Linked DNA regions of Mus musculus: region 1 is linked to region 2. A link is a loop called in an ENCODE intact Hi-C map of the cell type or tissue named here. Cell type or tissue: left cerebral cortex. All regions are shown on one strand.

What was found. A loop is a pair of places that touch in the nucleus more often than their neighbours do. Peaks named below come from ENCODE experiments on the same cell type or tissue, not always from the same donor. Only the 100,000 strongest peaks of a DNase experiment are listed, where the experiment ranks them.
Region 1: a loop joins it to region 2, with 2.5 times the contacts of the local background. A loop is called at or near these places in 2 of 42 quality-filtered maps.

What each region holds. Positions count from the first base shown.
Region 1 is chr6:92,608,227-92,616,226 of GRCm38, forward strand. All of the region lies in intron 2 of Prickle2 (prickle planar cell polarity protein 2), which reads right to left. Among named protein-coding and RNA genes, the nearest start is that of Prickle2, 94 kb to the right of the region's middle. In left cerebral cortex, a CTCF peak has its summit at 3,773; DNase peaks (open chromatin) are centred at 231, 980, 1,622, 2,612 and 3 more places; H3K27ac peaks cover 5,973 bases.
Region 2 is chr6:92,476,535-92,484,534 of GRCm38, forward strand. All of the region lies in intron 2 of Prickle2 (prickle planar cell polarity protein 2), which reads right to left. Among named protein-coding and RNA genes, the nearest start is that of Gm38862, 76 kb to the left of the region's middle. In left cerebral cortex, CTCF peaks have their summits at 1,292 (motif pointing left) and 2,265 (motif pointing right); DNase peaks (open chromatin) are centred at 93, 1,307, 2,261, 3,316 and 3 more places; H3K4me3 peaks cover 4,272 bases; H3K27ac peaks cover 3,866 bases.

The DNA.
Region 1 (8,000 bases), 130 kb after region 2:
GGCAAAGTTTGCTTCTCATCTCTCATCTGCTAGAACTGCATCGCCAATTGCCCAGGATGTACACCTGGGTTGGTAATGAGCCACATTTCATGCTCATGATGGCTTTTCTGCTGCCCTTGTTGCTGCTGGCTGCCTTACATGTCCTCAGCGTGGACTTCCTCTCAGCTTGAGTGGGGCTGTGGGGGAGGTCACCTTGCCAACCAGACAGAAAGACAAAAATCACTTGACTCAAAAACCATTTGGAAATTTTCAACCCAACTCCACATTCTCTTCATTTCCTGAGGAATCTCTTTTTAATGTAAAATCTCTTCCTGTCGACATGACTTGGGGGAGGGAGAAGGCTGCTTTCCATCCAGAGAAAACTGTAATGTAAAGCAGAAGAGCCCGAAGCCAGCAGCCTCATGTGTGACAGGACAAGCTCTTCAGTTACTATTTTCTCTGTTAGTCCGATATCTTAGTTCCCAGACAGGTATCCTCAAAGTCACAACCATCAAACTGCCATACCCTGCCGTGATCTCCCAACTGTAAATTCTTGAGTTTAGAAACATTTAGAAACATTCCAAGGAACTGAATGTGGGGTTGTTTCTGTGGTATGACAAAGGAATGCAGCACACTGCAATATACATTTGCCAGGGCGATATGAATTGCAATTGTCAGAAACCTCTTCTCCTAAGCAGAACCCATGTCTGTCCTATAAACACATTGACTTGCTGACATTGTCCAAGGAACGGTAGATGAGGCAAGCCTAAACTAGGTCAGTATTTGGTTTTACTATGAGAATTGGCCTTTTAATGAAAACAAACCCAAGTGCTGCTCACCATTTTTGGTTTTAGGGGTGAGTATAAGAGGTGTCCCCATGTCACTCACTACCCACCTTGGTACTGTCAGCTTCATTCAGCATTGGATACAAGGACAAGGAATAGTTCTGCCTGTGTTCTGTGTACACAGTACAGCTCCTCCTGTACTGTAGAGTCATGTTTGGTTTGCTCTTTGAGATCTGCCAGAGTTTCCTAATTAGGAAATTGTCTGGAGAACATCAAGAAGTCAGATGTTCCTTTGCTGCAGAGAAGGGGCCAGGCTTATGAACCGCTCACCCCAGGGGCTACCAGGATGGTCAGCTGCTGAGTGCACAAGCGACAATCTCAGGGCTCAGCATCTTCCTTGCCAAGCACCAGCACCTCTGACTCCACAGCCCATCTAGGGGTTCAGTGGGTGTGAGGGTTGCTTGCTCGAGCCATGACCTTGGAAAGTTCAAGGATGCTTCTCTTCCACAGAGCTGATACAGATCACCAGTGGGCTTGTACAGGTTATCACCTGGGAGGACGCTAGCTAGGGATGTGCAAGATGCATCATCAGCAGTGCAATCTGGACCGGGTTTCCTTGGTTCCAGAATCTTATTGTATACTGCCTGCAATCTACTTACTTTCTATTCTCTCCACAACCTCTCTCTTTTCTTCCCACCCCACCCTTGTGTTTGTACCCGAACTTCTAAGTGCCTTTAAATAAAGCTATGCACTCTTTCTTGGTCCTTAATCTTTCACTAAGCAGCATCGGTATTTTCCAGTTACAAACAGTATGCCTGTGCAGTTCTAGAACATATGCTGACAAGTCATTTGGCAAACACTTTCCTTTGTTGCAACGAGCAGCACTGTGGAGGACTGTAGCATTGGCAACCAAATATGTGCACATTCTTAACGAAGAAACAGAGATAAGGAACCCATCTCAGCGCTGGCTATGGGCTCTGGGGATCCAGAGCCCTATTAGAAAGGGAAACAGTGATCTATTATATAGAAGGGATGTTGGTTAGAATGATTTCCAGATGGCTCTGGGAGGCTCGAGGACAGAGGTTACTGAAGAGCTGTGTAAGGGTCACACGGAGAGCACTGTTTCAGTCGCAAACGATTGACTTTGGAAGAACCAGCTCCAGTTTTATCAATGTAATTAACACCTTCAAGAACATTATTACAGAATATAATAATACAGAATATTATAAAACCAGACAGGACTGCAGGGTGAACGACAATAAGAAATGAAAGCTGTTCTCACTTGAGAAACCAGGCTACTTCATTCATTAATTCAACCAAGATAACGGAGAACAGTTCTGGGCCCAGAGGATAGATCACCGCCTAAGACAAAGACTCTTCTGCTTCCATTTGGTGCAGGGGATGAAGGCTTGCACTTAGAATATATGTATATGTATCTGTCAGGCAGCAGAATGGGTGACTACTGATTATTTTGAAAATTATATGGTACTTCTAAAGGAAAAAAGATAATGGGAAAACCCAGCGTGACATCTAGAGCCCCACTATGCAGCCCAAACAAGCAAAATAACCAGTTACCAAAATTAAGTTCTTCTTAAATAATCTCAGCCAAAGGCATATTTCCTGTGCCGATGAGGAGTCTGGGTCTTGCTGGAGCTGTCTCCTACCTCTCTCCCCACCGGCTCCCTGGGGCTTCCAGAGCTTCCCAAAGAACTGTTCCCTCTGTGAGGTAGGAGGCACTCGCCGGCTTTACACTTCAGGGGCTTCTCTTCACCTTTCCACATATTCATTGATTGACACCTTGCCGTACTTTAGAGAGAACTTAAGGCAGCTATGAGGACATATGAAATATAAGATGGCATAAATTTAAAATAGGAACAAAAGGAGAAGAAAAATGAGGACAGGGACGTGAAACAGATCCAAGAACGAGGCTGCATTGCCTACCCAAAAGATGTATGGGCCACGAATTTGGCTCTAATTTTATAGCAGTCAATGTGGAAAAGAAAAAAAAAGTTATACAATTACAGAGCTGTCTCTGAAAAGTAAAATCAGTCCAGTATTTCTGGAAAAATTAAAATACTTCTATGTCTGGCAATTATCACTCTGTTCCTGCTCCTCTTTAGGGACTCTGTGCTAGGTCCTGTCCACAGGAGTTATTTACTAAGTATCTGTGGAAAAGTGAGAAACAAACCCATCTCCCCATTCATGTATCAGTCAAACCGTGAGAATTTCCTAAGCATAAAAGATACAAAAAGCTCTGAAGCAGGAGCTATGGGCAGGCTGGTGAATGAACCAAAAAAAAAAAGGTTCGTCACGTGACAGTAAGAGAATGTGACAAAACACAAGGGAACAACAAAGAAATAAAGCAGTCATAAAATGTATCATGTTATGAATAAACATGACAAAGAATAAGAAAGATGCTTCATATGGGTGCCTACTGCTAAGGCCTCCTTGAAGAAGTGAAAACAGTTGAAGCCCGAAGTGAGAAGAACTAGATCCCAGGAGAGTCTGAAATTGGCACAAGAAGTCTTCTGCAAAGGTTCTAAGGAATTAAAAATGTCCATCCCAGCAAGACCAGAAATCACTGCAACTCAATAGAGTAGGCAAGGCAGAAAAGTGGCATTGGGCAATGGCTGTCGTCCTCTCAGACAGAGCAGGGCTATGCACACTGGTGGCAAGGAATTTGTTTTATCCCAAGTGAAAAAGAGGATCTAAATCAAGGAAATGTCACAACGTGCACATTTGAAGGCAACTCCAGCCACACCATGGAGGAAGGACGAAGAGTAGAGGAACAGAGAGCATCGAAGATGCTGTGGCTGGAATGAACTGGAAAGCCCGAAGGAGAACAGAGACAAAGCCATTAGAAATAAAATTTTAAAATATTTGGAGTTATCCAGAATTAGTAAGTAGTTTGGAAACAGACTAAAGGGAAGAGCCCAGGGTTTCTAGGTCAGGTAGCAGAGAGGACAGTGGTCACAGTAGCAATAACAACAACTTATAAAATAGGTTGTATCCTTGCTGGGCACAAGGTTGGAAGGATCTCAGGCTATGTCACTGTCCTTGCCTTCCACTGGGGGGAGGTACCAGGAGAGAACACAGGGCTGGTTTCTGTGTATTTGTTCTCTCTGTGTGTTTCTGTGTCTCTGTGTTTCTGTCTGTCTCTCTCTTTCTCTCTCTCTCTCTCTCTCTCTCTCTGTGTGTGTGTGTGTGTGTGTGTGTGTGTGTGTGTGTGTGTGTGTGTGTGTGTAATACTGCTTACTGGACACCTCTCAGACTTCTAAGATCCTGGGTCAGCATTCACTATTTCTAGGAAGCTCCAAGTCTCCTCCTCCACACAATGGTTTTGCAGTGTGGCCGAGAAACAGAAGACCCATGACCTCGGCTTGCTTTCTCTCTCCAGTAATGAAGTCACACTGAAAGCACACAATGTAAAAGCTGGCTGACTACTTCTCTTTTATTTTTGCTTTTGCCAAGGTCTTGGTGGTCAAAATTCCACAACTGCCCCTCAGATTCTTTCTTCAGGATATGAGGAGGAGGAGAAAGAGCCTCAGGTAGAGTCACAGGAGACAAAGGGTAAGATTCTTGGAATGTCCCAGGATCATTCATAGAAACACAGATCCAAAGTGAGGCTGGCAGATCATTCAAGGGTGAAAGCTTCCCAAAGAAGACTTACTCCAGACTGTTCCAGATCAGTGACTTTCTAGGCTTTGACTTCTCCAAGAAAGGCCTTCTATCCCTGGACTGGCAGTGAACTCCCACTGTTTTTGAGTTTTGCCTGAAAGTTCCTCCTTTTATCTAACTGAAGTCCAAAGAGCTGTTATATAAGCCCATCTCCTTCTCAACTGTTAGTAGGTTTTCAAAAGAGTTGGCCTTGATTGACAGTGAAGTAATCCTTTACACTGAATAGGAGCATCAAAGGCCTCCTATAGAGGGGGAGAGAGATAATGAAGAAAATCCCAACATTCTCATTCTAAAGAGTTACCTTCCATAAAAATATAAATTGCTTTATCACAACCTATATGGATCAAAAACTAAGAATTCTAATTATGATTAGATTTGTTGAATTTGGGAGGATGAAGGAAAAGAATGGTTAAAAACATACAAAACACATACAGTATTGTCAGAGCTTGTTCTTGTTACTGAGATATAGCACTGGCCAAAACATTTTGGTGAGGAAAAGGTTCATTTGATTTATAGGTGACAATCCACTATGGAGGGAAGCCAAAGTAGGTACTGAAGCAGAGGCCATGAAAGAACACGGCCTTGCTCTTCATGGCTTTCTCAGTCTGCTTTATTTTTTTATTATTTTTTTATTTTTATTTTGCCTGTCTGTTCTTTTTAAAAATTATTATTAGGTATTTTCTTCATTTACATTTCCAATGCTATCCCAAAAGTCCCCCATACCCTCCCCCCACTCCCCTACCCACCCATTCCCACTTCTTGCCCCTGTACTGGGGCATATAAAGTTTCCAAGACCAATGGGCCTCTCTTCCCAATGATGGCCAACTAGGCCATCTTCTGCTACATATGCAGCTAGAGATACGAGCTCTGAGGGTACTGGTTAGTTCCTATTGTTGTTCCACCTATAGGATTGCAGACCCCTTTAGCTCCTTGGGTAATTTCTCTAGCTCCTCCATTGGGGGCCCTATGTTCCATCCAATAGATGACTGTGAGCATCCACTTTTGTATTTGCCAGGCACTGGCATAGCCTCACAAGAGACAGCTATTATCAAGGTCCTTTCAGCAAAATCTTGCTGGCATATGCAATAATGTCAGCGTTTGGAGGCTGATTATGGGATGGATCCCCAGGTATGGCAGTCTCTAAATGGTCCATCCTTTCGTCTCAGCTCCAAATGTTGTCTCTGTAACTCCTTCCATGGGTGTTTTGTTCCCAATTCTAAGAAGGGGCAAAGTGTCCACATTTTGGTCTTTGTTCTTCTTGAGTTTCATGTGTTTTGCAGATTGTATCTTGTATCTTGGGTATTCTAAGTTTCTGGGCTAATATCCACTTATCAGTGAATACATATCATGTGAGTTCTATTGTGATTGGGTTACCTCACTCAGGATGATGCCCTCCAGGTCCATCCATTTGCCTAGGAATTTCATAAATTCATTCTTTTTAATAGCTGAGTAGTACTCCATTGTGTAAATGTACCACAGTTTCTGTATCTATTTATCTGTTGAGGGACATCTGGGTTCTTTCCAGCTTCTGGCTATTATAAATAAGGCTGCTATGAACATAGTGGAACATGTGTCCTTCTTACCACTTGGATCATCTTCTGGATATATGCTCAGGAGAGGTATTGCTGGATCCTCCGGTAGTACTATGCCCAATTTTCTGAGGAACTGCCAGACTGATTTCCAGAGTGGTTGTACAAGCTTGCAATCCCACCAACAATGGAGGAGTGCTCAGTCTGCTTTATTATACAACACTGCCCAGAGATAGCACTACTCATGGAGGGTTACACCCTCCCATGTCAATCATTAATCAAGAAAATGTTCCCGTTAAGACCACTGACTGCTCTTCCAGAGGTCCTGAGTTCAATTCCCAGCAACCACATGGTGGCTCACAACCATCTGTAATGGAATCTGATGCCCTCTTCTGGTGTGTCTGAAGACAACGACAGTGTACTCATATGCATAAAATAAACAAAGAAAGTGTTCCACACACTTGACCAATGTGATGGTGGACATTACTTAGGTGAGGTTCCTTCTTCCTGGGTAACTCCAGTTCTTGTAACACACTAGCCAGGACAAGTGTATCAAGCCCTGACAATGATGACCTTTGCTTTTCTCACTCCATCCACTGAGCCACCACGGGGACAGGGATCCACTTTCCCTCTTACATGCAGAGGAGAAAACTAAAGCTGAGAGATTATGCCTATGACAATGGCAGTGGCAGCCCAAGACATCACAGCAACACAATGGCCAATAGTGGTGGCTCTCAGCCAGGAGTGTTCCTCATCCCAAGGGACATTTGGGAACTGCAGAGATATTTTTGGTCATTGTACCAGGAAAGTGTGGCTAGGGTCAACTAATGACACCGTGCAGCATTCTGTATCACTGAAGACAGGCCTCCAAATGTCTGAAGCACCCAAGCGGAGAAGGCTGGCCTAGAAAACTGTCTAGTGAATGGTTTCATTTTGCCACAGAGAAATAGAAGCAAAAAGCTTAAGTGAAGGAATGTATTCACAGTTCAATATCCTGTCTAATTATTACCTTCAACCTCCTGGAGAGTTTACATTTCCACAAGATATAGCTGATTCTTTTTGATCTCGCATTTCACAGAGTTAGTGATACCTCAAACTAAAACAATTCAAAGTATAGGTGATTAATTTCTTCTGAGGCCAGACTGAGATACTCTCCTGCCCTCTAGTCCTTATAAGAGCAATGGCAGATGGCAGAAGGGACATAGGTCTATGATCCCAGCACTTGAGAGACTGGGATAGAGAGCATCCTGAGTTGGAGGTAAGCCTGGGCCTTATCTCAAAGCAACAAACAAGTAAACCGAAGAGAGGCAAGCTGGATTCAACTGTGAAAATGTCTACAGAATTACTGCCTGCACAGTTCAGTCCATGGTGATAAAGCAGAGGTCTAAGTTCCAACTCTACCATGATAGCCTTGAGCAACTTAAACTTACTAGGGACTCTTTTTACTTCATCTATAAAATGAGTATAGGATTTTTAAATTCCATAGAGTTACCAAGATCAAATAAATCAACTGGCCCAGTTGGAATTAAGAAATTGCTGCTCCTCTTTGTTATTGTTTACTCTTGGTTGGTGTTTGGTTGCCTCTGTCTCCTTCACCCTGGGAACAAAGGCCTAGTGTAATTCATGATGAACAATGGTGAATTGGTTTCCCTCAGATGGGACACACACTGTTCTTTAATGTCTCTTGTTTGTGGGGACTTGTATTTTCCATCTAGTCTTTCCACCAAGTGCTATAGCTTGAGGAAACCTAAATAAAGCATGCATTTCTAAAGACACCTGTTGAGATGCCTTCTGGAGAATGTTTGGTGTGCTCAGTCCTGGAGAACAAAGGAGGGGTTGTGTTAACCTCACCATCTGAGAATCTCCACAAGAGTAGTGTCATGTAAAGGGCAGCTCCTGATGGCAAGGTGCTAGTGGTACCTCAGTGCCAAGTCTGAGGTTGAACAAAGAGGCTGATATCTGGTATTCTGTGTCCTAAACACCACCTCTGTCCCCTCAAAGAGAACTTCCTTCTTTTGATTACTCCATG
Region 2 (8,000 bases):
GTTGAGCCAACTTGATTCTCACAGACTTCAGGACTAAACTTGTGCTGGAAGCTTACCCTGTCTTCTACCACACAAAGATAGACTCAGAGCATTCTTGCCAACAAAGTCCTTCAAAAGGCGGATGGTGCTTTAGTGCAAAATATGTGCTAGGCCAGTGAAAGGAGTCAAGATCTCAGAAGGCTTCCCTCTGGTTTCGATGCACAGATGAGAAGAGAATCTTCTTTCCTATCCCTCCCCACTTTTTCTTCCCACCCTTTTCCTTTGCAGTTGCCTTTGGTTTTATATCCCTTTGGCATTGGTGCTAGTGATGAAACTAGGGCCTCATGAGTTCTGGACAAGAATGCTACCCCTGAGCCATATCCCTGCTCTAGTAGTCTGGCTCCTTCTTTCCTCTGAAATAACAAAACAAGCAAATGCTTGATTTCCAGACTCTAATTAATCAAGCACTTAAATAATTCACCAAGAGAACAGAAAACTCAGCCTCCAAACCCAAGTGACCAAGATTCTAATAAAGATGGTTTACTTTGCTTGATTCAACATATAAGTGTGTACACACTCACACTCACTCTCACACATACACACAAGCATGCACACACACATGTAAGTGGGAGATTAGGGTGTTAAAACCAAAATATTGTGGGGTTTTGTTGTTGTTGCTTTCGTTTTATAAAACAGGGTTTCTCTGTCCTAGAACTCCATTTGTAGACCACACTGGCCTTGAACTCACAGATATCTGTCTGCCTCTACCTCCCCAGTGTTGGGATTAACAGTGTGTGCTATCACTGGCTTAAAAGTTGTATTTGAAAGTTGGGACAAGAACAAAGGATCAAGAGCTTGATCAATCAAAATCAAGCAAACAAAAAAACAGATTTTTGCCAGAGTTCTTATATAAGCCATTTCTTGGGCTATAGTTCATAGGCCCATCAGTTTATTGAGTAACAACATCACAGAGAGACTCAGGGAAGAAAGATATCAGTGGCCACCACACACAAAAGAAAGCCATTGTCTAAATGCCATTCAGAATCCTATCTGAGACAGAGCATTCGACTCTGCGTACTTGATGACAGCAGTAAACAGAGAGCACAGGCTTAGAGGATGTCAGAATGAAGAGTCTGGCCTCAAGACAGAAAAGTGAGTGGGTAAGAAAGAGCCTCTCTCACTCCTGGGGCACTTGGGTTTAGAAACCAGAGGTTGTCACTCTCTGTGTCACCTCTGCTAAGCTGTTTTCCCTCTTAGCAGTTCAGTATTTTAGATGAACAAGTCTTAAATCTACTGCCCCCTACTGTTCACTGTTTGAGATTGAATGAGAACTAATAAAGTCATGGTCACCAGGAGGAGATCAAGGCCAATATCCAGGACAGGGCAGAGGCTACAGTCACAGCATCTCAACATTTGGAGGGATTTATTTCCAGGGTTCCTATGACAAAAGCCAAATTTCACAGAGATGTCAAGCGATTCTCCCAAGATCACATACGCTTTCAGAAGGCAATGGAGGCAGGCTACTATCAAAGCATTATACATTATACTAATATTACGTCCCAGGACAAGTATACTTTTTTTCATGTTTATACTAAAGATCACATCAACCAGGAGGTACAAACTGTCAGTTCTGAGTTTCGGGAAAACGGATGATATAGCAGACATCTCTCTGGATCTGTTGATTCCTACCCTACTCCACCACCATGTTTTTGTGATGACAGGGACCAACCAAATACCTGCTAGGCAAGTGCTCTGTCACTGACCAAATCACTAGCTCTAATTTTTTTTTAAGTATCAATTTTTTTATTAGATTTTTTAAATTTGCATTTCAAACGTTATCCCCTTTCCTAGTTTCCCCTCCGAAAACCTCTTCCCCCTCCCCCTGTTCCCCAACCCACCCACTACCATTCCTGGTCCTGGCATTCTCCTATACTGGGCACTAGCTCTAATTTAATAATTGTCTTATAAAAGCTGACATTGGGGTTATATTTCTGGAAGGAAGAAAAGGAAGAAGAAAGGGAAGAAGAAAGAGACAGGCTCTGAGAGGGCAGGGAGAAACAGGCCAACTATGTGTGGCTGCATCAAAACACTGGGAAAGAGGTATCAGGGCAATGGATGAATGGAGACACACACACACACACACACACACACACACACACACACACACACTGGGGGGGGGGGGGGAAGGAGAGGCCTAAACAGGCAAGCAGACCTATTATTTTCTGTTTTCCCATAGCTCAGAGGCAGAAACCACCCAGATGGTGGCACCAGTTCCACCCTGGAACTTCTGAGGAGTCATTCTGCAGGTGAAACACAGATCAGAGGCCCAGCCTGGGCAGAGAAGAGACCAAGCATCAGTGCAGGAAAGAAAGAAGGTAGAAGACCTGCCTTTCACTGGCACAGCCGGAGAAGATCAGAGACCCTAAAGGGTCTTGGTTCTAATGCAGACCCCATAGGTCCCTCAGAGTGACCCATCCAGCTTCCCAGACAGGGGACCTTTTTGAGGGGGCCTAGTCCAACTAGCACTGGCTGATTTTCCTTAAACCATCTTTTAGGTGCACACAGCACAGCAGTCCTAGTTGATATACTTCATTATATCAGCTCCATCAGGAGGAATGGAAGAGCTTGGCTTCAGCAGTGACTAGGACCACATCTTTTCTGCAGCCTTACCTCACAAGAGTAAACACCTTTTCAGTGGTTTGATTTGTTTTCGGCAACAGTCGTTATGATAATCATGCCAGTGAAGGAACAATACTAACAGCTAGCATTTGCTGGGCACTTACAGTGTGGCTGACACAGATCTGGGGGCTTTTTATGTGTCACCTCACTAAAGCCTACCCACAGATCTCATGCCTCTTCTCCTTATTTCACAGAAATGGGTACTCCAAGAGATACCCAAGTCTCTCAAGCTCTCAGGGTCCAAGCCCTGCATAAGCATCATCTCATATTCTATTTCCTGAGTTCTTTTCCCTCCCCTTCCACTTCTATAGAGCATTGTCTTTCCTGTATTGTTAACTCTCCCCATTACACCCCAACCCACACACATTGCATGGGGGGGGGAATCTTTACAAAAATAACTGTACTGTTCAAATGCTCTCTTTTGCTGATTGCTCTGTAACATTTTAAAGAACACAATGTCTGTTGGAGCCAGTGTGTTTAAATTCTCACATTAGAAAAGTCCCGGGGGGAACGAGCATTTGGTGAAAGGAAAAAACCCCAATTTTCAGAACGTGGTGATTTTTATTGAAGTTGTAACTTACTCTTGAGCTCCACCTTGCTCATCTGTGGAAATCATCAGCTGTCTCCTAAGGGGCAGGATAAGAGCAGCCAATGTGGCCTCTAGCAAGAAAACAAGGCTGTTTCCTATATGGAAGCCTGACTGAGATAGGTTAAAACTGCCTTCAGGAAGACATAGAAAGCAAAGCAAAGTACACTGCAGGCCTCTGATATGTGGTACTCGCGTCCCTATATTCAAGGCATACTAAAGCCCTCCCTTACCCACGATTCCACACATGGTCACAGTGGAAGTAGACCTCTATCATTGGGGGGAGCAATCTATAAGTCTAGGTAATTCTCCACCCACTCTGGAGGATGTTGACACACCTGGCACATATGTTTCTAGTCCTATACATCTGGCATATGTATTTCGAGATCACAGCACAGTACCAGACCACACAGTAAACAACAGGGAGATTAAAAATCAGAACTTTATCCCCAAACCTCCATGGCAGATCAAGAGTGCTATGGTTGGTCCTGGGGAAATCAAAAGCTAGTGAGAGGAACTAACTGTGAAGACAGGCTAGTAAGGAACAAACACAGTCATGTGCTACAGCAGGTTATGCAGTCAAGATTCGGGAGCTCCGTCACCGTTTTGGAGCCAAAAGCACTAGCTAAAATTAAACCTCAATAATTTGAGAGCCTTTTTTTTTTTTCTTTTTGAATCTGGAAGAGTTAGTGAAGTGTGTGTCCCTCAGCATCTCTGATGTTTCAGATATGTGCTGAAATGGGCGCAACGGTACATGAGTCAATGCTACCAATATTTGCTTTTCAACACCCCCTCCCACTGTTGTTGCTATTAAGAAAGGGTCACTGTTAGAGAAATACTGTTTCTTAAGCACTAAGATTTGAGGATGCCTATTGTATATCTGCGCCATATCACTTTGCATTTGAACTTTCTAGTAAGCAAAGGAAAGACAGAAGTGCCAAACCACCAAAGCCACCTCCTGGCCTTAGAGATAATAGCTTCCTCAGTCCAGAGACTACTAAACACATTCCTGCTTGCTTTGGGAATTAACAAAATTTCTTACCCACCTCGTAGAGGATGAGCCGTGAAGCTTTAGAGGAAGCCGCCACCGAGTCTTGATCTGGTCAGTTGCCCCAGTTCACTTTCCCCCTGGAGCTGGTATCAGAAAATGCAAGCAGGACTCCAGGCAGCCCAAACATCTCCTTTACTGAGTCTCTGCAAATCTGAGCCCTTCCGGAGGCAGGCAGCAGGCTCAAACCCAAACCCGACTGCTTTTGCATTCCCTCCGAGAGACCGCCCTCCCTGGAAGTGGACCCAGCTGGAGATCCACACAAGCCGGAGAGTGCGACTTGTGCCCTTGTTCTAGGCCTGCCTGGGTCCTGGAATTGTGTTCTCAAGAACCGTCTCCTCTAAACTCGCCGACTTCACGATTATCTGAAGGAAGTCACAGACCCCAATCTCTGCGTCATCAGCTGATCCTGAGCCAGACCTGGGAGACCAGTCAGCTGCTCACAAAGCCCGGGCCACTGAACCAGGAAATGTGCAGCTCATCCAAAAAATAATAATAACTGTCACGGAGCGCCTGGCAGAGCTGGAGAAGTCGCTGTTCGCAGTTCCAATGCCTGCATCCTCCGCATGCTAATGAGGCTGTGATGTCAGCAAGTCAGTCACAGCATCTGGACGTCCCAGTCTGGCCGCCCAGGGTTGAGATTTATTTACATGTAAATTAGCCTCGCCTACCAAATCAATAATCCCTAAACCAAAGTGTGTGTGTGTGTGTGTGTGTGTGGGGGGGTACCTTTGCTAATGCAAAGGCTCAGCTCTGTAGCTTCCAAAAAATCACATCTCAGAGAGGCTTGAAAGACACAAGGCTGTTCGCCCCCACCTTAAAAAAAAAAAAAAAAAAAAAAAAAAAAAGCAACATACCAGAGATCTTAGCTGGGCACAGTTATAGTTTGGGTGCCTGGTTCAGATCAGAAACTGTACCAGCCCTACAGCCAGAACTAGATCAATCTCTCTCCCTCCTCCCTCCCTTCTCCCCTCTCCTTCCTCTCTCTCTGTCTGTCTCTCTCCCCCTCACTCCGTTTCTCCTCCCTCTTTCTCTCCTTCTCTTCTCTTTCTCTCTCCCTCCCTCCTTCCCTCTCACCCTTCCCACTCTTTCCTCTCTCTCTTGCTGTGCTCTCTCTATCTCTTCAAATGCTGTACTGTCCCCCCCCCCCTTCAATGTTCATTTCATGGTGTCAGCTGTTAGCTGCTCCGGATCAAGTCGCCTTTGGGATGATCTGAACCCCAGAATAAAATGCGTTCAGTTTTCCCTACTAGCTTGGGTTGTATGACTCCTTAACTCTAATTTCAAGTGAGCACAGGAGACAACATTGTCACAAACCTGGCAGGAGAGTCGGAGGACCCTGGGGCACTTAGACAGCATTGTCCCCTTGGCTTCTATTTCAGAGGTCAGAAAACAGGCAGAGTGCAGACAGGCTTTTTCCCATGTCCCCCTGGGATTTCAGCAAGTGTAGGCCAGGACTTCCACTGCTGGGCCTTAGAGGGAACATTTTTAAATACCTTGAGCTCTCTATCCTCCTGCACCACAAGAAACCGTTCAATTAACCAGAAGCAAAGAAGGAAAAACAAAACAAAACAAAACTAAACAAACAAACAAACAAAAAGCCAGAGTTGAAGCACTTAAGGTTTAGATTCTGCCTTTAGTTCCTGGTAGCTAAGTGATCTTATACGAATAATTTTACCTGTGAGGTCTTCAGAGCTAATGTGGGTACCATTCTCTCATCAGATAAACATTTATGTGTATGTGTGTGCTTATGTGTGCTTGTGAAGGGTGAGTACACATATGTATGCATGTGGAGATCGAGAAGAACCTTTGGAGCTCAGGTGTTTGCTTGTTTGCTTGTTTGTTTTTTGCCTGACACCAAGTCGACTAGCCTGGCTTGTGAGGGAGTCTTATGGTCCATCTGTCCCTGCTGTCCCAGTGCAAGGATTGCAAGCTGGAGCCTCCAGGCCTGACTTTTTTCTGTTAGTCTGGAGCTGGGGTTTAGGTCCTCACTCCTGAAGGCAAGCACTTCACCATCTGAGCCATCTCCCAAGCCCCACAGGTAAAGGGTTAATAGACATACACTTTATGCCACACAGGCTATAGGTGGTTGGGCATCTCCATAGCCTCTGTACTCACTGAGTTTATGTACCAACGTGCAATAATGCAAGTACAAACACAGACTAGTCAACTATGGCGACGGTGGACAAAATGCCATCCAGTCTAATAAATAATGAGAATTGCTGGGCTTTTCAAAGAACCAAGAAAAATCTACCTCGATGTTTAATCTACCAGGGTTGTCATGTTTTTCTGAATATTTTTCTCCGTTGTCATCTCGTATTGCTTTAAAGTAATTTTCTTTTCATGTTCCCTGTTAGTCCCCAGGCCAAGTAAACAGTAGGTACAAAAGAGTAGCCTGGACCCTGAGCCTCAGACAATGAAAAACTATGGCCAAGTGCTGTGTGTCTGTGTCTGTGTCTGTGTCTGTGTCTGTCTCTGTCTCTCTCTCTCTCTCTCTCTCTCTGTGTGTGTGTGTGTGTGTGTGTGTGTGTGTGTGTGTGTGTACATGTGAGAGGGAGGGGGCTGTCAGCTGCAGAGGCTGAGGGAGGCCCAGTCCATCATGCACAGAGGTCCCCCGAGGACAAAGCAGCCAGTGCAGCTCCTCGCCCCCAGCCCACCTCTGCCAGAGAGCCCACTGGGACAAGACCTGCCCTTTCAGCTGGAGCTCCTCAAGCTTCAAATGAATCTCTTTGTTGGATGTGGAGAAGGTAAATTATGTCTTTTGTTATACATAATTGTATTAATAATGCTTAATCATTTCTTCCAGAAGGGTTTTTTTTTTTTTCTGGTTCACAGAAGACCTTTATCATTAACAACATGGAATATGGAAAAACTTTTTACCCAGAGAAATGGCATATGAGACACATTCTGTTATAGGTCCCCACTGCACAGAACTCAAAGCATGTGGAGAGTCCTAAGGCCATGCCCACCCTCATTATTCTTCAAGAGGTCACTTAATAAAATAATTTGGAGCCACCAATGGCCTAGTAGAAGTGGCGACATCCAACTTCAGGGTGGCCATGGACAAGTCTTTTCAACTTGCTTATGGCCCAGTTTTGTCAGATGAAGATGAGCTTACCACACTCTGACCTTCTCAGCATTATTACAAGAGGATCATGAGACGTGATTGACAAGTGACTGACAATGAGGAAGGAAACTGGAGTGAAGAAAGTGACTTGAGACTCATCTTCAGCTGGAACAGATCTGACACAAGGCTAAAGGCTACAGATTTCAGAAGAATTGGTATTGTAGCATGGAATTTGTAATATGGTATAGAGCTGGTAGCATAGTGTGGAACCCAGAATGGATGATCTGGGGTTTATTTTTCTGATTTGGAGCCTGAGGCTCTCTTGCTGCTAGTGATAAAACTCTGGGTGGGCATTGCATAAGCTAGGTAAGCCCTGCATCACTGAATAATACTGATGGTCCCTAAACCCGGGGTTAGGGACTATAAAATAGGATGCTAACAGTACCGAGCTTCATAGAGCTGTTGGGGGAGTATCCATTTAGCTGGTTGATTTCAAGGGATGAAAGGAGGACTTTAAAAGTCAGTCCCACTCCTAAGGGTTATACCCTCAAATTTCCACCTAATGTGGATAAGCTTCTGACATGCCCAGTTCTATATACTCTAACACAAACAGCTTTGACTCCTAAAAATCTAGGTAAGAA